Regions from separate parts of the Homo sapiens genome. Here region 1 is linked to region 2. The links are chromatin loops, found by intact Hi-C in ENCODE. Cell type or tissue: heart right ventricle. All regions are shown on one strand. Each heading gives the region's core, and the rest is flanking DNA. Links, peaks and the distances in the headings are about the cores only.

What was found. Peaks named below come from ENCODE experiments on the same cell type or tissue, not always from the same donor. Only the 100,000 strongest peaks of a DNase experiment are listed, where the experiment ranks them.
Region 1: a loop joins it to region 2, with 13 times the contacts of the local background. A loop is called at or near these places in 2 of 110 quality-filtered maps.

Annotation. Positions count from the first base shown.
Region 1 is chr2:12,804,076-12,816,599 of GRCh38, forward strand. No RefSeq gene overlaps it. Among named protein-coding and RNA genes, the nearest start is that of MIR3125, 73 kb to the left of the region's middle. RefSeq lists an enhancer at 12,232-12,524. In heart right ventricle, for the core only: no CTCF peak of the experiment used is centred there; DNase peaks (open chromatin) are centred at 2,617, 4,335, 4,514 and 5,618; H3K27ac peaks cover 4,369 bases.
Region 2 is chr2:12,880,140-12,892,663 of GRCh38, forward strand. No RefSeq gene overlaps it. Among named protein-coding and RNA genes, the nearest start is that of MIR3125, 150 kb to the left of the region's middle. In heart right ventricle, for the core only: no CTCF peak of the experiment used is centred there; a DNase peak (open chromatin) is centred at 4,852; H3K27ac peaks cover 2,131 bases.

The DNA.
Region 1 (12,524 bases), core at 2,578-10,577, 75 kb before region 2:
TTTAAAATCAAGACATTCCAAGATAGATTCAATGTTTGGAAAGATAATTGATAAAATAGACTAGCAACAAATTCACTTTGAAATTCAGTGTGAATTATTTTTTATTGTAATTCTTCACACTTCCATGACTAATATCCTCTACAATGTTTAACTTGAGCTCTCATTGGTCTATACCTATTGAAGAATGTCCTTCAGCAAGATATCAAAATAGGCCTAGTTTTATTTTATGGGTGGATTCTCAAGAAACAGAAATGATGGATATGAGATATTCCCTAGAAAGGAGTGGGGCACTGCTGGATAGTTGCTCAATTGTGTTGGATAATGTCACAAGCCTCTCACTCTCTGTTCCCTGAACCCATTAAATCAGCATTTATTAGATATGTGTTCTGTGACAAGCACTGTCAAACGTTTTGAAGAGAGTTATTTTTACTTCCCACTCCTAGAACCTCAAGGTAGTGGTAAAAAAAAATGCCCAAAGAGAGGTGATCAACCATCAAAAATATCTGAGATTTCAGACTCTGTATTCCAGATGCTTCAGGCCAGAATACTCACTGCCAAAATAGGCAGTGACAGAGACGGCCAGAGGGCAGCACAGCACACCCAGAGACCTCAAAAAGAAGAAGAAATCAAAGTATTAATATATTGTAAAGCAAAAATGGAAAATGTGGGTTTTGGATTAAATTAGAAAAGAATACAATTGTCAGTGCCCCAAGAAAATTATTTCTGAATGGTTAATACATTCAGTATTAATCAGCTCAAATTAAAAATTCATAAAAATAGAACAATTAAATTACATTTTTTTTCTGTAATGAAATACTAACCTTTTGATTTTAAGCTAGTTTTCTTCAGATATATATTATGAAAATCTTTGTTTTTGCCAAATTTGGATAGTTTGTAGTTTATTAAGTGCTATTTTGTGCATGTAAAATTTGAAAATAAACACAGTCTCTGTAAAATAGAATGTTTATAGACTTAAAATCTGCTCCTTTGTCTTTCATATCTTTTTTTCATGTTAAATGATTTTTTGGTAGGAAAAAGTGGGATCACATGCTATTAGGTTCAATTTTGCTCAGAAAGGAATCTGTTTTCATGCCTTCATTAAGTTACATCAAAAAGAAAATGCCTAATCATTGCTGAGTCCTTCTGCTGAATATGCAAAGTTGAGAAGGTGTTTGTGGTGCTGATGGCAAGATATCTTTACTAGGCTGGTAACAACCAGAATGTCCTCTAAGGCAGGACTTTGGAGTAAAATGGTGTGTGGTTGGACTCCTGCTTGTAACTATTTAGGACTTTAAGCCTCTTTTCTGCCTATCTCACATATCATTTTGCAAGTCTTCTTGGAATTATTTAATTTACAGTATTTTGATAACTTCAAAGCTGGTAAAATGAAATTAGAGCTATCTGCTTGTGCTCAGAAATCAATTCTCATCAAATAATATGAAATTATGTTATCTAAAAGCATTTACCCTATTAAGTGACAGACAAATGAGAAGTAAGGAGACTTAATACACTGTTTGCCTATTGATGACACTGGCCACAAACATCCCACTCTTTACAAGCAGTAACAGGGAAGGGAGTCTTTTGAAAAAACAATTTGGGCCGGGCATGGTGGCTCACGCCTGTAATCCTAGCACTTTGGGAGGCCGAGGCGGGCAGATCACGAGGTCGGGAGATCGAGACCATCCTGGCTAACACAGTGAAACCCCGTCTCTACCAACAAATAGAAAAAATTAGCTGGGCACGGTGGTGGGCACCTGTAGTGCCAGCTACTCGGGAGGCTGAGTCAGGTGTGAACCCGGGAGGTGGAGCTTGCAGTGAGCCAAGATTGTGCCACTGCACTCCAACCTGGGTGACAGAGCGAGATTCCGTCTCAAAAAAAAGAAAAAACAATTCGATGCCTCATGTGACACAAGAGAGAGGACAAAGATCAATGGATAAACGATAAGTGAAGTCAAGTCTAGTCTAGATTGAAAAAACCACTTTCCAACATTAACATCTGAGCAGTAGTGCATGGAGTATTTTGAAGGTAGTGATATCACCATCAGTGGAGGTGTGCAAGAAGAAGCTTAGTAACTCCTTAGCAAGGCCATTTCTGGAAAGAAACCCTTATGGGGTCAGTAGCTTAAATGGCCTTTCACATACCTTATAAATTTGTCTAAACTCATAATTTGATGTCTGACTTCTTCTACTCATTCCTTTTCTAAGCTTCTGCTCCACATTCCAAAGTAGCAGACAAATTAAGTTCTCAGAATCTTTTAGATTCTTGCTGGTAGGTTAATTGGGATGCATAGATGGGCTCTTAATTTTTTTTTATTTCTACACTGGCTCATGTGATTTTTATTTATCCAGTGTCTACAATGGCAGTAGAATAGTGGATGCCAGTGTGTTGTGAAAATACAAGAGTGAGCAAAAGCATGTTCAATGAACAACAGTAAATCCTGACTTCATACTGTTTTACAGCTCCATTTATTCTAGTTTATATTTTGAGGCAGAAAATAATTTTCTTTGAACACTTACCACATGTATTAATACCTCTGTCATCCACTTTAGATCCTACTTTCATGGAAAAAACATAACCCTTCCACGCTGATTCCTGGCTGATGTTTCCAGCTGCGAGGTCAGCTCCCACTCCATTGCAGCACTGGAAATGAAGTCAGCCTACAGAGGAAACTAATTGTGTTCCCGTGCTGGAACAATATCTGTATATACTGGAAAAAGTAAAGACAAAGCTCACTTCACAATTCCAGCTCCACCCCTGCTTAGTGATACCACCTTGAGAAAAAATGGCTTAACCTCTCTAAGATAGCACATTTGGTGGTAAAATAGGAATGCAAATACTGATTGGAAAAGGTAAGATTTCTTTCTTTGATTTGTAAATTAATAACTACCATTTTAGGAAGGCATGGCCTGACAGATTTACACATATGGAGAGTGTTCCAGGAATTATAAACCATGTGTAACTGGCACCGTAGCTGAAATACGTCATGTTTAAAATACAGGAAGCTCAGGGCTTTGGAGTATACTGCACACAAACTTAATAGTCAATATTGCTCTGATGAGTTTGGCAAAATGGAAAAACTATTGAGATGATGGAAGCAAAAAGAATAATCTACCACAGATAACTTCTTACTATGGTCAAGGGTTACTTATAAGAAAATAAACTTCTCCAGGCTGTACAAAGTTAGGCAGTCACTGCGCCTTATGGAGCCCAATCTCTTCTCACATCTGTATGGTGAGAGACTTGAGTTCAATGCTGCTATGGTTTCGTCCAGCTCAGAGTCTATGTGAACTCTCAAGAGTGGCTTAGAATAAGTGATTGGAGGATGCACAAGACAAAATTATTAGAAGCTTCGGGTAAATCAATGTTTCTTCTGCCACCTTGTCAATAGCTAACAGTCAGACAGCTAGTACCACTGAGGGAGTGGTAAATCCCAACTAGTTTTGGTGAGAGGGCAACGCTGGTGCATACACCCATGAGTGTGTCTTGGAGCAGGGGCAGACAGAGGTCTTTCTGGAAATATCAGTGATAACACCAGAAAAAGCAGCATTGCAGCCTAGACATTCTGGCCCCACACAAACCTTAGAGAAGATCCCTTATCTAGGAAATATTAATTAACATGGAAGAGGAATCCACCCATACATCCAACTGGATGGTCACCAGGGACGTGGTACCCGCTGATCACAAAACTCATGGAACTTTGAACACAGGCAGAACCAGGACCATTAGCAAACTGAAGACTAGTTGTTACTGTTGTGGTTTTGTTGTATTTTTTTCTTTCAAGGCACGTAAGTCTTATACTTCAAACCTTTCCTGGAGACACATGGGAATACTCAGATTTACACTCTACTTTTCTACTTTGGGGAGAAAAAAAACAGAAGAAACTAAACTAAAACTGTGCAGTTTGTATTTTAAAAAAGACTGGACATTGAGATCTTGCCAAACATCTCTCCATTCAGCAACCACTGAGAGAGTGTGGCGCTACCTTTTATCTGTTGTATGAGCTTGGGGAAATGACTCGGTACCTCTGAGTTTCCTCCCTCATCTGTTAAAAACAAAATACAAAAATGGTGTTGCAATGCAAGAAATTCTTTTAGTTCATATTCTTCCAGCTTCTCTGGGGCTCTGTCAATTATCCTGCACTCTGTTTTTCCTCCTGGGTTGCATGTGTGACCTTAGACATGGATAGCACATGAACACGCTTGCTTCTGCAGGGTGCTGATACTTTCTAGGTGACTGAGACTCATGGAGTGGAAAGAGTGACTGTAGAGGTGACATATCATTAAACCAAGTCACACTGCCTGCCATTTATCTGCCTGAAGGGAAGTTTCCTTTCGTTCGGGGACACTGGGACTCTATCTAGGGTAAAGGGAAGACAAACACACAATACTCCGATGTCCTTGGGAAAATGTCATTGAAATGGGTCAGCCTTTCTATTTCAGAGTTGTGCTCATCTGAAAACATTAAAGAATGTTAAAAATAAGTACACAGTGTGCTCTCAGCTGCTCCAGCCAAGCCAGCTTGTCTTTGAGAAGGCCTCTGGATATTAACAATAGGCTTATAGACATGCCAGCCTCCTGTGACTTCTCTGGGGAGTAATGTGGGCATTTGGGGAAGTTCCTGCATCACTCACTGTCCCACAAACTCTTTGTCAATGAGGTAGAAATTACTTGGGCAATATTAATCTCTTGGGGTGGGGTGGGTATGTAAGCAGACTTAATGATTTCAATGTTTTCTAAATGTGTACTCTGATTCTAAACACTGAATTTCTACATTTTGTCTACGAAAAACAAACAACTTTCAACATCAAATTTATTTCTGTTTCTCAGTCTTTCCTCTTTGTCTTTATGCTAAGATCTCCTACCCAAGCCCGTGGTCTCCATAGATTCAGGGCTAGAAATATTTAAGGGCTTCCTAGAAGACAGAACAGTAGCTTTAGAACCAGGCAAATTTGGTGATGATTCCCAGTTTCGATACCAATGAGCTGTGTAAGTTATATTGCATTCCACTTTTCTTCTTTGTCTCTGTTTCTCTATCCAGACAAAGTAGAACTAACGGATAACTCATAAATGTACTGTGAGCATTAGGGATGCTTAACCTAAATTACCTAAAATAGTGCTTGTTACAGTACAGATACTATTAAATGTCATTTGTGAATATTATCATTATTGCTACTATTATTATTATCACTCTTATGTGACTCAATAGTCTTTCCCTAAATGTTCTCTAAAGCAATAATAATCTGTCCCTGAGCTATGAGATAATCTTTCGTCTGATATCACACCTGGATTTTTGAGTATTGCTTGGCAACTAAACTCAGTTTTTGTACTGTCTCTGATCTTTGGCCAGAGGTCCACTTGATTGTCTTAGAGTTTTACATTTTACCTGCCACAGTACTCACCAGAAAATGCTGTACTCAGGCTCAGCTGAAATGCCTACCTCTGGTGCAACACTCTTTGCCTTGTGTGTTTGAATGGTTGTGCATCTGGGTCTCTAAGCAAGGAGCTCCTTGAGGACAAGGGCTTCTCTGATTCATGTCTTCTTCTTCGGGCCTAGAGCAGGGTGAGTCGTGTGATCACACAGTTCTGTTTGCCTGATTCTTTGGGAGACTGTGTTGATCCTGGCTGTTGCCATTTCCTTTGGAGCTCTGTAGCTAGATTGGGCTTCCTGTCCTCCTGGTCCCCCATCCCATTGGAGGGTGGAGTTTCAGGAGGCAGCTCCCCTTCTCTGCCCCACACGCTTCCCCCTGGCTGGGGTCCCATGGTGAGATCTCTTCCCAGGAGTCAGTTCACAGCTCAGTCACGTCTTGCTTAGGGGAAGACAATGAAACTTGACCTGAGAAGGCTTGGAGTGATTACTACAATCATCATAATTTATATGTAAAGGAACTTACAAAGAAGGAAAGGAAGAAATTAAGGAACAAGTGTGAACAGGAAGGACAAGAGGCAAAGAGGAAGGAAGAAAGTAAGACAGAAAATGTTTTTAAGGATCTGCTTTGGGATGAGCCTGGGCCAGATACTTTCACAAAACCCCTAAGAGCTATCTTTTCATTTCTATTTTAATATAGACAAGAATATAACCCAGGATTAATAACTCCCTAAAGTCATATATATAGGAAGAGGTAGTTAAACCATTGGAAGACGTTGAAATGTATCTGAGTCCCAAAAAGTGTAGTAGAAAATGATTAGAAAACACCCATCAACCAAACACTGCATTGCTGAGCACATGTACCATTTTAGCCTGTAGATTTTAACTCTAGAAAAACTCTCCTTTAAATTTTACAGGAGATATTAAAGGATACAGGAATACAGAACTGGTTATGAGGCTTAGTAGGAGTGATCAGAAAGGGTGCTTTTCTAAGTACAGTATAAGGCTCTGATTGTACACAATTCTGCAAGTTCTATTTTCTCCCATTTTTGATGTTTTAAGAATTCTTTGCCTCCAGAGGGGCATAGCCTGTTTGCTCCCTGCTGAAGTCATTGAGATTTCTCTCCTTCACTCTGTGTGTATGGACACTGGGGTTACATCTTTAAATGACAGCCGAAATCCATAACACACATCTTTTCACATTTTAGTCCAAAAAATGACTTTGCCGCCTTGGCAGCCAACAAAGTAGCCTGAAATGAATGTAAATCAAGAATCACTGGGCATCTTTAATTATAAAACTTGCTAAGGTTTCAATGTTTTATGCACGTTGGTCACTATTTTTGAAGCAATAACTAATTTCTCATTGTAAACAGAATGCAAAACTAGTAGTTTCCCAGCTTTTAGAAATGCTTAGGGCATAGTGATAATTTCAAAGTCAGTAATTACTCCGTGAATAAATGAGCCACACAGTTCTGCATCCTTGGCCCTCCATGTGCAATTGCCCTGGCATGGTCAGTCTCACTTACTATATTGTCTCTTTTCAGGCAATAATTTACTGTAACTACATTAGTTCAAAAAATATTTAGCCAGAAAAACACAATAAGCGATTCATTTTGTCCTTCAATCTTCCGCTAAAGAGCACAGATTCTCCAAATCACCAGGCAATATGGAAAAGGCAAGGTCTGTGTACATAGAGTGGCCCATAAAAAATAGAATTTTGAACAGTGGTATCCTGGTAAATATTTAACATTTGCCTCTCTGAAAAAGTATATCTAAATTTGCTGATATAAAATATACGTAGCATACAATTTACAAGTAACTAACAGTAATATACAAAACATTTTGCTTCAAATTCCAAATAGGCAATTGCTTCTTATTGAATGCTTTTGCTGGTTTTTGCCAAACTCCTGTATCCCTAGACAAAATATGGATTCAATTGACAGACAAATATAGTTCCAACAAGAATGTTAGTTGATACTTTTGTTTATCTTAACAAGAAATATCAAAGTAAAACAACAAAGATGCATGTCTGGACTTCACCCATTTGTCAATAATGTGAGCAACTTTTTTTGCCGAATTGAATTATTGTTCTCAAATGCTGGAAAAATATTTACTCATAGTACTCACAATGCTTATTTGTAGTGTTTCAGATATAGACATGTCACACATTTAAGTTTAATCTACACGAACATCTTTTCCACAATTTTATTAAACCTAGATAATCAGCAAAACAATAAATCAAGCCCTATATTGTAGTATTTGCAAATTTTCATGGTATAAATATAAACTCAATGGCTGATTTCGATCTACCAACATGACTGCGCTGAATGCTGAGTTGGGAAGAAACTGTTAATAGCACACCATTTTATGATATTTCCAACATGAAGTTACAACCTCAACCTTAACAATGTAAATAATGGTAAGATGTAGTAAAGTAACTAGAAAGTGACAATTTTTGAGTGTTTATTCCTTTATTTTTAATATAATTTAATTATAAATTTATGTAATTTAATTTTTAGCAATGACTGTGTTTAATAATCAGTTTGCAAAATCCCTAAACATTTAAAAATTGGTCCTTCCAAGCTGGTACAAGCCAGTTCCAGAACACCAATGACATTGGAATTGGAGGAAAAAATAAATTGATGATTTAGTGTACAGTTATGCATTGCTTAACAATGTTCTGAGATGTTCTCAGATGTTCAGAAATGTTCTGAAAAATGCATCTTTAGGTAATTTCATCCTTGTGTGAACATCAGAGTGTACTTGCACAAAACAAATGAATTGCACAAAACCTAATAAATTGCACACACAAATGAAAGACAGTATTAACATAATAAAAAACTATAGACTGGGAGATAATATTTGCAAATCACATATCTGAGAGTGATATACAATAACACACACACACAAACACCTGTATATATCTCAAAACTCGATAACAAAAAGACAACCCAATTTAAAATGGTAAGAGTTTGATCATTTATGTATGTTCAACATATTTGGATGGCAAATAAGCATCTCAAAAATGCTCAACATCTTTAGTTATTAAGGAAATGCAAATTAAAATCACAAGCTACTACTATGCATTCATAAGAATGTCTAAAAATTAAAATGACTGACTATACCAAGTACTGGCAAAGCTGTGGAACAACTAGAACTTTCATATACTGCCTGTGAGAATGTAAAGTGGTTTGTATACTCTAGGACTCCCACTGACTCTTTCTGAAATAAACATTCACTCACCATATGTCCCAGCCATTTTACTCCTAGGTATTTTCCCAAGAAAAATGAAAGCATATGTCCATGCAAAGATTTATACAAAATACAAACATTAATCACAACATTAGTTGCAATAGACAAACACTGGAAACAACCTGAAGGTTTATCAAGAAGTGAATGGATAAACAAATAGTGCTATATCCATAAGATGTAATACTATTTAGTGGTAACAAGGAATGAACACAACCACACAGATGAATCTCAAAATAATTACACCTGGTGAAAGAAGCCAGATAAACATACTATAGTCATGCACCGGATAACAACGTTTCAGTCGATGATGGACTACATGTACGACAGTTGTCCCGCAAGATTATATGGAGCTGAGAAATTCCTATCACCTAGTGCCTTCCTAATGTGTGAGTGCAATGCATTGTTCACATGTTTGTGGTGATGCTGGTGTGAACAAATCCACTGTGCTGCTAGTTATATAAAAATATAACATAATTATGTACAATACATAATACTTGATAATTAATGACTATGTTACTGGTTTTATCACTGTTTTAGAGTATACTCCTTCTACTTGTATATTTTACAAAGTTAACTGTGAAACAGCCTCAGTCAGGTCCTAGAGGCAGTATCTGGAAGAAGGCATTGTTCACATAGGAGATGACAGCTCCATGTGTGGTGTGTTTTCCCTGGAAGACCTCCCAGGTGGACAAGATGTGGAGGTTGAAGACAGTGATATTGATGATCATGACCCTGGGTAAGCCTAGACTAATTGGGTTTGTGTCTTTGTTTTCAACAAAAAAGTTTAAAAAGTAAAACAATAAAAAATAAAAGCATTTAAAAATAGAAAAATGTGTTTAGAATAAGAATATAAAGAAAATACTTTGAACAGCTGTACTATATGTTTGTGTCTTAAGCTAAGTGTTATTACAAAAGAGTCAAAAAGTTAAAAAAATTGAAAATTTATAAACAAGTTACATTAAACTAAAGTGAATTCATAATTGAAGAAGGAAAAATACATTTTATAAATGTTATGTAGCCTAAACTGTACTGTGTTTATAAAGTCTAGAGTAGTTCAGTAATGTCCTAGGCCTTCTCATTTGCTCACCACTTACTGACACAGCAACTTCCAGGCCACAAGCTCCATTCATGGTAAGTGCCCTATACACGTGTACCCTTTTTTATCTTCTATGCCATATTTTTACTGGGCCTTTTCTATGTTTAGATACATAAATACTTACCATTGTGTTACAGTTGCCTACAGTATTCAGTACAACATGCCTCACAAATTTGTAGTCTTAGGAGCAATAGGCCATACCAGTTAGCCTAGGTGTGTAGTAGGCTATATCATCTAGGTTTGTGTAAGTACACTATAATGTCTACTCAAGGAAGCAATTCTCAGAACATATCCCCATTTTTAAGCAATGCCTCACTGTATTTGTGTATCTAAACATAGAAAAGACACAGTAAAAAAAGCACAGCAGTATAATTTGATGGGACCACCGTCTTACATGCAGTCCATCCTTCACTAAAACATTATTATACAGCACATGACTGTATATGAATCCATTTTTATTATGTCCTAGAAAATGCAAACTAATCTGCAGTGATAGAAAACAGACCAATGGGCTGGGCGCGGTGGCTCATGCCTGTAATCCCAACACTTTAGGAGGCCGAGGTGGGCGGACCACCTGAGGTCAGGAGTTCGAGACCAGCCTGGCCAACATGGTGAAACCCCATCTCTACTAAAAATACAAAAATTAGCCGGGCTTGGTGGCAGGTGCCTGTAATCCCAGCTACTCGAGAGGCTGAGGCAGGAGAATCGCTTGAACCTGGGAGGCGGAAGTTGCAGTGAGCCGAGATGGCTCCATTGCACTCCAGCCTGGGGAACAAGAGCGAGACTTCGTCTCAAAAAAAAAAAAAAAAAAAGAAAAGAAAAGAAAGAAAACAGACCTATTTGAACAAATAAATTCATGGGAAGCCTTATTTTTTTTAAATTATTATTTATTTATTTATTTATTTTTGAAACGGAGAGTTTCGTTCTTGTTGCCCAGGCTGGAGTGCAATGGCACGATCTTGGCTCACCGTAACCTCTGCCTCTTGGGTTCAAGTGATTCTCCTGTCTCAGCCTCCCGAGTAGCTGGGATTACAGGCATGCACCACCACGCCCAGTTAATTTTGTATTTTTAGTAGAGACAGGGTTTCTCCATGTTGGTCAGGCTGTTCTCAAACTCCTGACCTCAGGTGATCCGCATGCCTCAGCCTCCCAAAGTGCTGGGATTACAGGCATGAGCCACCTTGCCAGTCCGGAAGCCTTATTTCTTATTGTAAAGCACTATGCGTTTGCTAGCTACCAGTGCATCATTTGCTTGGACAAGGGCCTCTGGCTTTTGTTTCTTTGTAGCCCCAAGTATAGGCCTAACCCATAGGGCCAGCCACTGGGCAATGTCTGTAGTGGGGATGATGGCATTGTGATGACACACTGCACCAATATATATTAAGTGAAAGAGTACCCAATGTGTTCCGTGTAATTACCATCAACAGGGACCATCCCAGATCTGAGCAGTTTAAGCCCTCTGGGCCTTGGCACAATGTGCAGCCTAGATTAATTAGTTAATGTTCATAAGACACTTTGAAGATGGAAAACCTTGTAGGAGTGCAAAGCCCATGTATTAAGGATGATAATTATATACATTTGAGCTTCAAATTCAGCAATCATTGTTGGAAAGGGTAAACCAGTTGCTGATTTATAGCACAGCAGTGTCCTGGACCTGCAAAACCTCTTGAAACGTGTCAAGAGCAGCTCTGGCATGTGCTCTGGGGCATAAAGTTGCTCTTGGAAGCAGGTGGGCATGTATCCCTTCTGTCATCCCACCAGAAATGGCTCAGCACTGTTACCTGGCTGCAAAGTGGATCATTCAATTTTCAATAAATACATGCTGAGAACTTGCTCTGTGGGGAAGACCTATTCAAATTCATATCAAGTAGAACTCAAAGTAATTCCTCCTCCCTCAGACTACAGAGCTTAGGGGTGACATAGAGGTGGTTTCATATCACAGCTCTGGCAATTGTATTGAGTGTGACTTGGAGAAAGTTATGTCGCCAATGTAAGCCCAGGATCTTCATGTTTAAAACAAGTAAACTTTGAAGATAATAATATCAGCCTTTCAGAGTTGAATCTGCAAAATATCTGGTAAGAAACTGAGACATCCTGGGTGCTCAGTAAATGGTAACTGTTGTTATTGTGTTGCCAAACTGTGCCCCTGATAACCAAAAAGCAGTTCTCTTGTGCTCACATCCATTGATGTGGGTTTTAGTTGCATTTGCTAGTTATACATTTTTTAGGACAATTTCTTCTTTTACCTCCAGGGATCCCTCACCCTGTGTCCCCTGATATCAGTGGTCTTTATTAGAGGAAGGAAAAGGAATTCTGTTAATGTTTTCATCTGCTAGCTGCAGTTCTCAAGACACTCAATAACTCATTGTCAATGACCTAGTTACTGACAACTAATTCCTCATTTATGGAATACGTCACTTTTGGAATGAATTTGATGACCCTGAACCAGAGCTCTGAGGACTCTGAACACAGAAGTGGGATCAAAGTGCTGCTAAACCCTGGCACAGCCACCTGGCCTCAGGGAAGGCAGTTAAAGGCACATATTTTAAAGGCCATCAAGTGTTTCTCTTCTTGGTCCTAGAAGAACATTCCCAGAGTGCCCTTCATCAAGTTGTCCCTAATAAATATCAAATGCAGGAGCTGAAGCTGTGGATGCCATGCTCCTCCCACCCACATTCCTCAAGACCTTCTCCCTTGGTGGCCCCACCAGGAGCCCCAAGTCCCACCTTTACTGCCAAACTCCACTTCAAAAGCTGAGGACTGAGTCCTCCACTGGTGCATCAGGGGAAGCCTTTTGAAGATGCAAGGGTT
Region 2 (12,524 bases), core at 1,484-9,483:
AAAAGGAAGTACAAATTACCAAAGTTGTAAATAAACAAAGAACGTTACTACAGAGCCTGTAGACACTGAAAAGTTAATAAGATGGTACTCCAAACAACTTTATGCCAATGCATTTAAATATTTCTTTTTAATATTGAAGTGTATGTGGGGTGAGGGACTTGCCAAAAGTGTGCACGAAAAATAGAAAAACCTAAATAGGTTTATATCATTAAACAAATTAAATTAATGGTTAAAAACCCCCAAAAGAAAAGTCGAACCTCAGTTGGCTTTACATTCAAGTAACATGGAAATCAAATGTAAACTTCTAGGGAACAGAAAAAGAAGAATCACTCCTTAGTTAATTTTATCAGGAAAGCATAACCATAATACACAACCTAATGAGAACATTAGAAGAAAGTAAATTTACTGCAAACCTCACTCATGAGATGAAAAATTGTTAACAAATCAGCAAGCTGAATTTGACGTCAAATAAATTTAAAAAGATGCGAATTATGATCACATTGGGTTTAACACAGGAATGCAAAGTGTTTTGAAAGGTAGCAAGTCAGTAATCTAATTTACTATATTAATAAATAATGAAGAACTATATAATCATCTTGAGGCAGTAAAATGTATTAGATAAAATTTAATATTTATTCAAGATTTATAAAAAAAAATCTTCTCGCTGGGCACGGTGGCTCACTCCTGTAATCCCAGCACTTTGGGAGGCTGAGGCGGGTGGATCACGAGGTCAGGAGATCAAGACCATCCTGGCTAACACGATGAAACACCGTCTCTACTAAATATACAAAAGATTAGCCAGGCGCGGTGGTGGGTGCCTGTAGTCCCAGCTGCTCGGGAGGCGGAGGCAGGAGAATGGAGTGAACCCAGGAGGCGGAGCTTGCAGTGAGCCGAGATGGCGCCACTGCACTCCAGCCTGGGCGACAGAGAGAGACTCCCTCTCTAAGTAAATAAATAAATAAATCTTCTAACAAATTAGGTGCAGAAGAGAAGTTCCTTAGCATGATGAAGAATATCACCTGCAAGTTACAAGAATGCTCATAGTGGCGATTTGTTTTTGTTGTTGGTTTTTTGTTTTTTATAACAGCCCCAAACAAGACACAGTCCAGTCAGACTGTGGTATATGCTTAAAATAAAATTCTATACAGTAATGAAAATGATTATCTTACAACTCTACAAAATGAAATGTGTGAAAATTACCAAATAAATGCTGAATAAACCAAGCAGTTTACAAAAGCATACATATAATATAATTCCATTTAAATGAGGTATAAAACCGGAGGAAACTACAAAGCCATACCATTTAGCCATGTCCACATAAGTGGTAAATCTCTAAAGAGACACAAGCAAAGGGTTTCCATAAACTAGGACCATGATTATGTCCTGAAGGAGGACCGGAAGAGACCCATAGCGTAAAGTGTTTTGGCAATGTTTATTTCTTGGCTTGGGTGGTGGTTACATTGTCTTTGTTATGTTCTTTATTTAGTCTTTATGTGCTTTTTCTGTATAAATTACGTTTAAAATAATACAATTAAAAATCAGGCTGAAGGAACACCTAATGCAGAGAGCTGAAATGGTTATTTTGTATCCAGGAGGAAGCAAATGACCTGAAAGCTGACGTCAAGAACCTGTGGATGGCAGAGTGGAGGGATAAGTCATGTGTTCTTCTATAATACCATCAAGATGCTGGAACAATCCTTAGACTGCTACTTTTGGATTTCTGGGTAAGTGAAGAGGTATTTTTACGTAAAAAGAAAGGCCCTTAGGTCAGAGTCGCTCTTAGTTGGCTTTTCTGTTACTCATAAAGTCTTAATTGTTGCTGTTCGTGTGCTCTTCAGTTACATCCTGATTTTCAATGAACACGCTTGGAAAGTTGTGAAAAGCATAACTACGAACTATTGGCTAATACGGCTTAGGCTTAGGTACTCCCAATTAAGAGGAAACAGATTCTTGAAGAGGTGCAGTTCAAAAATCCAAACACTTTAGTAAGTTCAAAGCCAGATGGCGCTTCGCACATACCTCGACTGCAGTTGTAGCATGATTCTCTCCCCAGTCCTGTAGTCCTATGCTGTAAGTCAGGGTTCCTGTTTACTCTTGTATTCATTATCTGAAACCTATTTATTGAATGCATAGTAAGTTCTAGATATTGTTCCAGATATGCCTGATAAAAAGATTGTAAACTCTAGAGTTGTTCCTATCCACTGTGAATGATACATTTGTAAAAGTACAATATGTATATGCAATTACAAATATGACCAATGTCAAGACAAATGGCCCTATAAAGATGTAACATTTTAATGATGGCTCACTGTGTTCCCTCTGAAAGTTTTAGCTTCATTGTTAGTAGATATTATCATTATTCTCATTAGTCAGATGAAGCAAACCAAAACCTATTGAAGCCAAACACTTTGCAGGAGGTTAAAACAGCTAGAATCTGTGGAAGCTGGAGTTGAAACACACAGCAGTGAGCTTTGATAACGCCTAGTTGCTAAACCTAATCACACTAAGGCAATTCGGGACTTAGATAATTCCCTCCCCCTTCCCTTCTCTTCCCTTCCCTCCCCTCCTCTCCCCTCCCCTCTCCTCCCTTCCCCTTCCTTCCCTTCCCTTCCCTTTTTTTTCTTTCCTTCCTTCCTTCCTTCCTTCCTTCCTCCCTCCCTCCCTTCCTTCCTTGCATTTAGCATATAGCATATGTATACCAACTGAATGAATGAATTTTATACTCCGATTCGGTTAAAATCATTCCCTTAAGAATGGAAATGATTTGTAGACTAGTGTAAAATATTCAAGACTCGTGGCTTAAAGCTGTGTTTCATGCTTCTCCAAGGATGTACTCACCAATGGACAAATTCATGATAGAGTATATTAGTTCTAAAAAAAAATTTAGATTATGAGTTCTTTTTACTATTATACTTATGACTATATTTCAAGTCACCTTCTCCAGTGCTAACCTCAGTTGTAATTTATGTCTTTGCCATTGACAATGTGGCTGGACAAGCCAACATTAAAGTGCACATTTGGAAGCACAAAGCTGATTAGAGATGTACCGTACATGAAAGCCCATGACATATTTAAGTCTCTTGCCCTGTAAGAAGGTACAGTAGATGAAATGACTTTTACAGAGTATCACTAAACCAAATCACATCATTTTATAGTTTCTCGGTTTCCTCATTCAGGTTCCAAAAGAAATTAAGCACCAGTGTCCTAGGCATTAATTCAGGGGTCTAAATCAATTGGAGGGCTTGGTTACATACTTCTTGCCCCCCCGTTTCTGATTCAGGAAGTTTGTGGTGGAACCTAAGCATCTGCATTTTCATTAAGTTCCAGGTGATGTCATGCTGCTGGGTACTGGGCTATACCTCGAGAACCATCACTGTAAGGCACACATTGCATGGGAAGAATTAACTTCTATGCATTTGGTACTAAATTTATGTATAATACTTGGGAGAACTGGGAAAATAGTCACGCAAGTCATTTTCTGTGTGTTGTGGTTCAGGCAAGATATCCTGATTCTGAAAGGTTTCATGACTAGACAAGGACTTCCTTCTGTTCTCCGGATTTAGATATCCAACTATCTCTCCAGCATGGCTATTTGAGTTTATAAAAGACTTCTCAAAAACAATATGTGCAAATGTTCCAGTACATCTCATATATATTTTGTTCATTTGCTCAGGCCCCAAACCTTGAAGTTAAACTTAATTTTGTTCTTTCTCTCAACTCCATGTTAAATTGATGAGCACATCCTGTCAAATACCTGAATCTGCCTACTTCTCTTAATTGATCTCTCTGCTTTGACCCAGTAGTCTATTATATTCTGCTGTCCAAAATCCCCCATGGCTTTCATGCCATCTCACTCAGAAGAAAATGCCACATCTTGACTGTGACTCACAGGGGCTCCTCTCCTGGTTTGTCCCTCTCCAGCCTGCTGACTTGCTTTCTGTTCCTTGAACACCCCACCATGCTCCTGCCTTGGGAGTCTGTGTACTTCCTGGAATGCACTTCCCCTGCCTCTCATTCTAGCTCCCTCCCTCTGCATATCTCCCTAGCTTACTCCCTCACAGCCTTCACATCACTATGCCAATAACGTTTCCTGACCTGACTATATAAAACACCAAAGTCCTTGCATGTCTTTCCCTTACCCCTAACGCCACCTATTTTATTTTTTATTTTTATAAAGAAAGGGTCTTACTATGTTGTCAAGGTTGGTCTGGAACTCCTGGCCTCAAGTGACCCTCCTGCCTTGGCCTCCCAAAGTGCTGGGATTATAGGCACGAGCCACCATACAGCATTCTTTTTCAAACTCTGCTTTATTGTTTCTGCATATACCATCACCTGCCATACTATATTTTTATTTGCTTATTATTTGTCTCCTCCCACTAAAATAAACTTTTCCTAGGAGCAGATTTTTTTTTTCCTTTTAACAGCCTTATCTTTAACACCCAGTACTATTCCAGGCATGTAGTAGGTTCTTAATTAATATTTTTAAGTAGATGAATTTTAAAGATTGAAATACCAAAATTCACTGAAGAGAAGACACTAGCTCAAGGACATCACTGGAGTCAGGGCTGGGAAACAGGGGCAGAGGCCACCTTCTTAAAAGCCCAAGATGGCGGTTCTTTCTATTAAAGCCCACACCAGGTTTGGGGCTCCTCTGCCTCCAAGAAAGAAGTGTGACCTCTGCTTGAACTGAGAGAACTTGAGCTTAAAATAACTGTGAGTCACGGCCTTCCCTGAACCTTCTTCCTTCCTGCAAGGCCCGAGGTTGTTCCCATAGCCGTTCCCTGGAGGACATTAGCAATGTGGCATATATTTGAGGGTCCCTGGGAAGACAAGAGCTTGCATTCCTAAGAATGTGAGAGGAGCCCAACCCCAGCGCCTATCCCATGTGATTGGAGGAAGTGGCCTGGCTGATATTTCAAGAAGGAATGGGTCATGGGAGTCATGTCACTGCTCGGGTTTGTCTTCTGCTGACATTGGGACATTGCTGGCAAGAAGCAGGACTTGCATGATTCACACTGTCAGCTGAAGGTCTGAATCCTGCCAAATCACCATCTCCCATCCTAGTGTTGCTTGTCACCTCCAGTCATTTATGCATTCCTTCTTTAATGATTTATTTCACCCTCTCTATCTACGAAACACTATGCTAGATGAATGCTCCTAACAAACTATGAGCAATACTGACATAACACCTGACTTCAAAGGCTTTTAAAAAGATGGGAACAGTCCCACTGATAGGTGACATTTGGAATTTTCACTAATGATGTAGAATAAAAGGGAAGTAGAAGCTGAGGGAAGGACGAGAGGTCCCAGAGACTCCAATCTGACTCTCACACCTCTTGCTTTACAGTTGAGGAAATTGAAGCTCAGGGATTGTTCCTTTTTGTGTCCTTGAAGGGTGAGCTGATGATCAGTCCACAGTGCCTCTGTGCCCTGATGTAAGGATGTATTGTTTGCATAGTTCAACTCAAGAAATAGTGTTTCCTTTGCAGTTCTCAAATTCAATAATGCCTAATTTACAATAATTATCTGCTGCAGACCATCAATGAATGTGAGCATATATGGCAGACAAAAGTTGATGTTTGCAATTTTATAACAGGTATATTTATAGATATCTGTTATAAACAGTGCTATTTATAGACCCTCAGAAGGGCCTAACAATCAAGGCTGGGGGCGGGGCGGGATAGTTCTGCTGAATTTCCTAGTGGCCCCCAGCATCTCAGGATACAGACTATTTCTTCTTCCAATGTCCTGTCCATACATTCTCATGTGCACAGAGATGGAGAGGCTCAGTACAGAAAGCCCATTTCATCAGCGGGTAAGTGAGAGGAGTCCTCCAGTATACACTCATGTTCTCGCTTTCCTCTCTTCCCTACAAACCCTATATATACTGTGTGTCTTTTCTTAAAGAAGGCAATGTGTGAATAAGGAAATCTCAGCCTTCAAAAATGCCAACGGCTTCTGTGACATGCTTTGTTACAGAAGAGCAAAATCCTTCTTTATTTCTTTCCTTTCTTCTCTGAGTTTCTCCAGATGAGAGGTGGGGTCTCACTCCTCTCTGTCCCTCTATTGCCAGGTAGAGCAGATGTTACAGAGCTATTGCTCAATGCATTTGAACTGAACTGGCTCATTATTTACTTATATTGTGAACCCCTTGAAGATATTTGGAGGTTTATATCATTCATCTTCAAATCTCAACCATTTATGCTGTGGCCTGACATATAGCTCTCTCAAACAATACTAACTGAGAAGTCCAGCCTGGTTGGGGGTGAGGAACCAAACAGTAGAATGCTACCTGTGCCAAAAATATGTATGGTAGGTTGCAAAGGTTGGCCAAAAATTTCCTCCTCTTTGTATCCATGTCCTTTGCAAGGTGAGTTTGCAGCAGCGCCCTTAAAGCAGTGACACAATTTTCTATCCCTTGGGGTTGGTCTGCTCTTATGACTTTCTCCAGACAATAGAATGCAGCAATGTGATACTGTGATCTTTATGAGACTTTTAGGCATGCGAAGTTAGAGATTGTCATGCAAGCTGTTACAGCATTTATTAACATTACAGCAATGGATTGGCCACTAAGATGGGAAATAGGGCCTAATTGATGTGTTAAGTTAGTAGATTAGGAGGGTCACCTGGGACTTTGTGTTGTGAAGAATTCTGAGGCCACATCAGTGATGTTGGCCCTGGATGTATGAGGGTATGGAGAAGGAATGGTAGCATTATGCTACTCAATGTCCATCAGTGTCCTATTTCTGATAGCACTGAATTAAGCCCTGGGGCAATATAGGCATGGAGTACATGGTTCTCATCATCAAGGATATAGAAGCCCATGTTAAAGAAGCCCTTATTTGCACTAGAACAGGCAGTTGTATAAGAACTTTGCTCTCAGGAATTAGAATTCTCTGATAGATACTTAATGAATACATGCCATACAATCTTCATGTTAAACTTGTATTAAGTCATTTAAGCTGAGGTATCCTAACTGAGGAAATGTGTACCACTGAGGGTAGGTACTCAAACACCTTCTGAGGACGTGAGGGCAAGGATAGATTTCAGCTTATCAATGTTTAGACCCATGACACCCATAGGTGCTCTTTCCTAAAACTGACCTGCCTAGGAGGATACCTGGGGTCTACCTGTTCTCTTATCCCACACGCCTTTGATAATTGTCCTTCGACTGCAATCAAAATATGCCCATTCTGAATCTTTGCATGGTGCATTGGTCCAAAGTGTAAAAATATTCCAACAAAAGAATATTATAACATAAGTGGAACACGCATCTCTCTGAAGGAAGCATCCTTCTAGGACAAAGTAAAGATGGCATCCATAAAAAATACTAGGCTTATTGAATCCAGGTAACAGACTCCCAGCAAGGCCCGACAGCTTCCTCTCTCTTTCTCATCACTGTCTCTCTGTGTCTCTTTCTTTCTCTTTCTTTTTGTTAGAATAAGAATTCAGAAGTGTATTATGATAACAATGGATATCAATATATTTATTTTAATTTTTTAAATGGGGTCAAATTTCATTTTCAATTGGCTTTATGGTGGGCATCTTCCATATACTAAAATTAAATTACAGATATAAGAGTTTCATTAAAATAGGTTTATATGTACATAATCTATATTAACATAACTATGTACTTAAATAATATACACACAGAAGTATACCATTTACAACTATTTGTATTTGTGAAGAATATTTTAGATGCCAATTTAAAAAGCATGAAAATATATGTAGTCGGCAGCCTCCATGTACTCCCAAATGATGTTTGCCTCCTGGTATTTACACGTTTAGATAATTTCCTTACACAATGAATCAGAGCTGGTTGTGTGACCAAGAGTGTGTGATAGAGATGACAGTGTGTGACTTTTGAGGCCAGCTCATTAGAGACTTTGTGGCCTCCTCTTTGCTCTCTTGAGCCATTTGATAATATTAATACTAGCATCTAGCATTTTCAGAGCTCTTACACCATGCAGGAAATGTGCTAAGTTGCTCCCAGGGGAGTTTTGGAAGGTACAAGAGCATAGATCCAAATTATACCCGTACTGCATTTAAGGTAGGAAGAGACACATCAGGACAAATTAAAGGGTGAGCACCACAGGAAAAAGCAAACTCTGTGTCTGCAAAGCAGATTGAGAAGCCTCCTTGAAAGGGAAGAAGGGAGAAGACTAATTTGTTCCAATAACAACCAACATGAAAGTGAGGAAAGCCTGGCGACAGAGGACTAGTCCATTGTATCAGGGGCCCTGAATCTGTGATTGGTGAGAGAGAAGACCCCAAAATGTGCCACATCTTGATGACCCTCTCTCTGTATTTTGGGAGCTAACTGTCAGTGTCTCAGTTACAAATTACACACTGCATTTTCTAACATCTTGTCATCATAGGCTTGGATTTCTTTATGTCAATTGCAATTGTAAAAATTTGTTGAAAAGAATCCAGTTTGACAGAGTATGTGCAGAGGGAACCACTACTCTTTCTGTAAAGCCCCAGGCCCCTCACTCTCTTCAACTCAATGTTAGGCTACGATGTGGGCCCTGCATTCAAATAAAGTCTGAACCAAATTTTAGGTAGTAGAATGGGATACTAAGATTCACCCTAGAGAATCAATTAATTGTTAACAAAAGAAACATTGACACAAGTTACTCAGAAAGCTTTTGGTCGAGCATGGTGGCTCATCCCTGTAATCTCAGCACTTTGGGAGGCCGAGGCAGGTCCATCGCCTGAGGTCAGGAGTTTGAGACCAGCCTGGCCAACATGGTGAAACCCCGTCTCTACTAAAAATACAAAAAATTAGCCCGGTGTGGCAGTGCATGCCTGTAGTCCCAGCTACTCGCGAGGCTGAAGCAGGAGAATTGCTTGAACCTGGGAGGCGGAGATAGCAGCAAGCCGAGATTGCATCATTGCACTCCAGTCTGGGCAACAGAGTGAGACTCTGTCGGAAAAAAAAAAAAAAAAAAAGAATGCTTTTAAGTTCCTTTATTGAACAACCTAGTTCAGGACAAAGAATCAAAGAGGGTATTGGACTGGATGATGTCTTTGCATTTTTGTGCCATATGATGTGTTCATATCTTTGTAGAACACAAAACAAGCTATCAAAGGTAAAGTTACTGATTTTATTGCAATTTTTATTAACATTTCTAATTAAATTTGCTTTACCATTATCAGAAAATTTTCACACTAGACATATTTCTCTCATAATTTCATGAGTCAGAAAGCATCCCCCATTTTATGAATATGGAACCATGGCTCAGAGGCAGGGTCCATGGTAGCACAGGTTGTCTGTCCACTGCATAATTCCAGGTAATGACCGTCACATGCGAATGATTCATGTGCCCAAAGTTACCCAGATAACTAGTGGCAAGAACAACATTTGAACCCATCTTAATCTCTAATCAAAGCCTTTCTTTTTTTCCCTGAGGCAGATATTCTTCCGCTGTTTTTGTTTATTTCACAATGTAGACTTTTTTCTTTGAGACAGGGTCTCATTCTGTTGTCCAGGCTGGAGGGCAGTGGCATGACCATAGCTCACAGCAGCCATGAACTCTAGGGCTCAAGTGGTCCTCCTGCCTCAGCCTCCTGAGTAACTGGGGCTATAGGCACACACCACATTAATGGGCTAGGCTAATTTTTAAAAAATTTTTGTAGATACTGGTTCTTGCCTTGTTGCCCAGGCTGGTCTCAAACTCCTTAAATGATCCTTCCATTTCTACTGCCCAAAGTGCCGGGATTATAGGTATGAACCACCATGCTCAGCCCCATGATGCGGATTTTAATAAAAAAGGAGGTGAGATAGGATTCAAAGAGAAACAACAGGACTTTCAAAAAACTGAACTCTTCCTGAGCTTTTTGATAGAACAAAGGAGAGTTAATGAGAAGGTGAAAGTGAGGGAAGGGTTGTGTGGGGTGGAAAGGAGCTGCAGGGTTATTTGAGCTTGAATGGAGAATTTAATATTTACAAGTTTGGGGACCAAAGAAAGCTATTGGTGTTAGTGGGGAAGAATTTTTCTGAGACAGCTGCAAAAGCAGTTGAAGTCATTTGAGATTTGGAATCTCTTTGTCTAATGTTAGATTTTGCCTCGACATTTGTTTTAGGTCATCCCTGGTGAAAAAGGACCCCACACATGTGCAGCAAAGAATGAGAGCACAAAATACCACAGCCAGCGAGGTGACATCTGTGCCTGGCATTTAAAGGGGGTCAAGGAGGGGTTTCGGGTCCTTGCTGCCAATGCCATCAGGCACCTCCGGTTAGATGTGCCTTTTCTGCCAAGGCCAAGAGTCCCTTCCTTCTGCAGGTCCATGGAGGTTGGGGAGCCTGACCCTCAGGACCTTCAGGCTCCATATACCTACCTCAGTTGGTGGAGCTGCAAGTCTGGACTCATTGGTAACACATTTATAGCGGAAATGCAAGTTCAGTCTTGTAGAACATGTGGCAACCTTTTGTATGAATCGACACCGCTGACATTAGGAGGATTAAGTACGAAGACTTTTCACTTGCAGGAGGACGCTCGTCATTCTAGAGGTTCCTTGTTTTTTTCAAAGGATTTTTGTGTTTTTCTCCAGCCACTCCCCACCCTCAGGTCTCCTTACACATTTTGACATTTACAGTAAACAGGGATTAGCCTCAGCTAACCAAGGGTGGCTAGCAGATGGTTTTAATGAGCTGTGTCTTAAAGAGAAAAGATTTAAGACTGACATGAAGGCTATTTACATGGAGTGGAGTGGACTGCACATGGCCCAGCCTCAGACCTGATGCTACTGCCTCTACCACTCCCTGCTTCATGGCTTCTGCAAAAAAAAAAAATGGAAATAACTATAGCTTCCATTTATTGATCACTTACTATCTTCCACATACCTACATGGTTTCCTTATCCGCCATCTGCAGGAATCCATGTGATAGGTATGGTTATGTCTACTTCACAGAGGAAGAAACCAGGCTGAGAGTCATTCACTGATACCAATGATTGTGCTCCTAACCACTATTCTATACCATTTGCCAAAAATTATGGAATAAAAATCATGGTAAAAGATTCAGAAAGCAACACTCAGAAATTATATAAAGAAGTTTGATAATTTTAAGAGGACCCAAAGGCTCTGTGGTAATTGGACAACTGATAATCCACTTAATAGGGCCCAGGGAAGGGATGGACAGAGACCAGGCATTATCATCATTATCTGAGCTGACACTCATAGAACAAGTACTGAATTACATGCTTTGTATGTACAAATTCAATCTTTGACAACAATCTTACAGAGTAGATCCTATCATCACCCTGATTTTATGGTGAACTTGAAACCTGGAGAAGTTAAACATTGCTCAAGGTCATGATGCTAGTAAATGACTGATTCCATATCTAAATCTAGGATTCTGGACCAGAGACCATGTTTGTAACTATTATGCTGTATACAGAGAGAGGAAGGAGAGTGTTGACCTCAGGGCATGGAGTTTCTGTCTTGAGAACTCGCTGAGGGCTGTGCGAATGATTTACATGTAACTTATGTGCAACAAAGCATGTTTTCAAGAGTGCATAGGAGTTTTTTGCATGAAACAGAAGAATTCATTCAGAACCACTGTACAGATTCCAAAAGCACAGAATAGAATAAGGAGTTCAAGTTCTAGTGGTCATGATTCTGATGTATACCAACAGAGGAGGAGGATGGCTGTACCAAAAAGAGAATGGAATCCACAGTGGACTGAATGGTGGCCCCAAAGATATCAGGCCTTAAACCTTGGAACCTCTCAATGTTACCTTATATGTTACAGTTCTCCAGATGTGATTCAATGAAAGACTTTACAATAAAGAGATTATCATAGATTGTCAAGTGGGTCTTAAATACCATCACAAGTCACCTTATACAGAGAGAGGTAGAGGGAAAATAGACACACAGAGGGGAAGACTACATGAAGATGGAGGTAAAAATTGGAGTGATGCAGCTGCAAGCCAAGGAATGCTGGCAGCCACCAGAAAATGGAAGAGGTGAGGAACAGATAGGTGCTTTCCAGAGCGTTGGAGGGAGCTTGGACTTGCTGATATCTTGATTTCAGCCCATTATTACTAATTTTGATCTTTTGGCCTTAAGAACTAACAGTGAGAGAATAAACTTTTGTTAATGTAAACCACTATGTGATGACTTAATACAGCAGCCACAGAAAATGAATACAGGCTCTTAGCTTGTGGTCATAGAGCGGTAATGTTGAAGCTATAGGAAACTGCTCTCCTGTGGATAAGCCTTATCCCTCCTTACTCTATCAGCTCACACACCAGCTGCCACAGTGACACATCTACAGACTTCCAGGCCCATGCCAGCCATCACTCTGTTGCCTTGACCTACCTCAGATGCATCAGCATCCCATTCAAAATCTGCAGCCTTTGAATCTTGACTTTGTTTCTCCTTCTGTATAAATCAATGTTAATTAATCAATTCAGTGTTCTTCAGTGAACCAATAGCACACATAAATACTGGGAGGATGTATTTTAAGGAATTAGCTCATAAGATTATGGAGGCTGGCAAGTCCAAAATCTGCAGGGTGA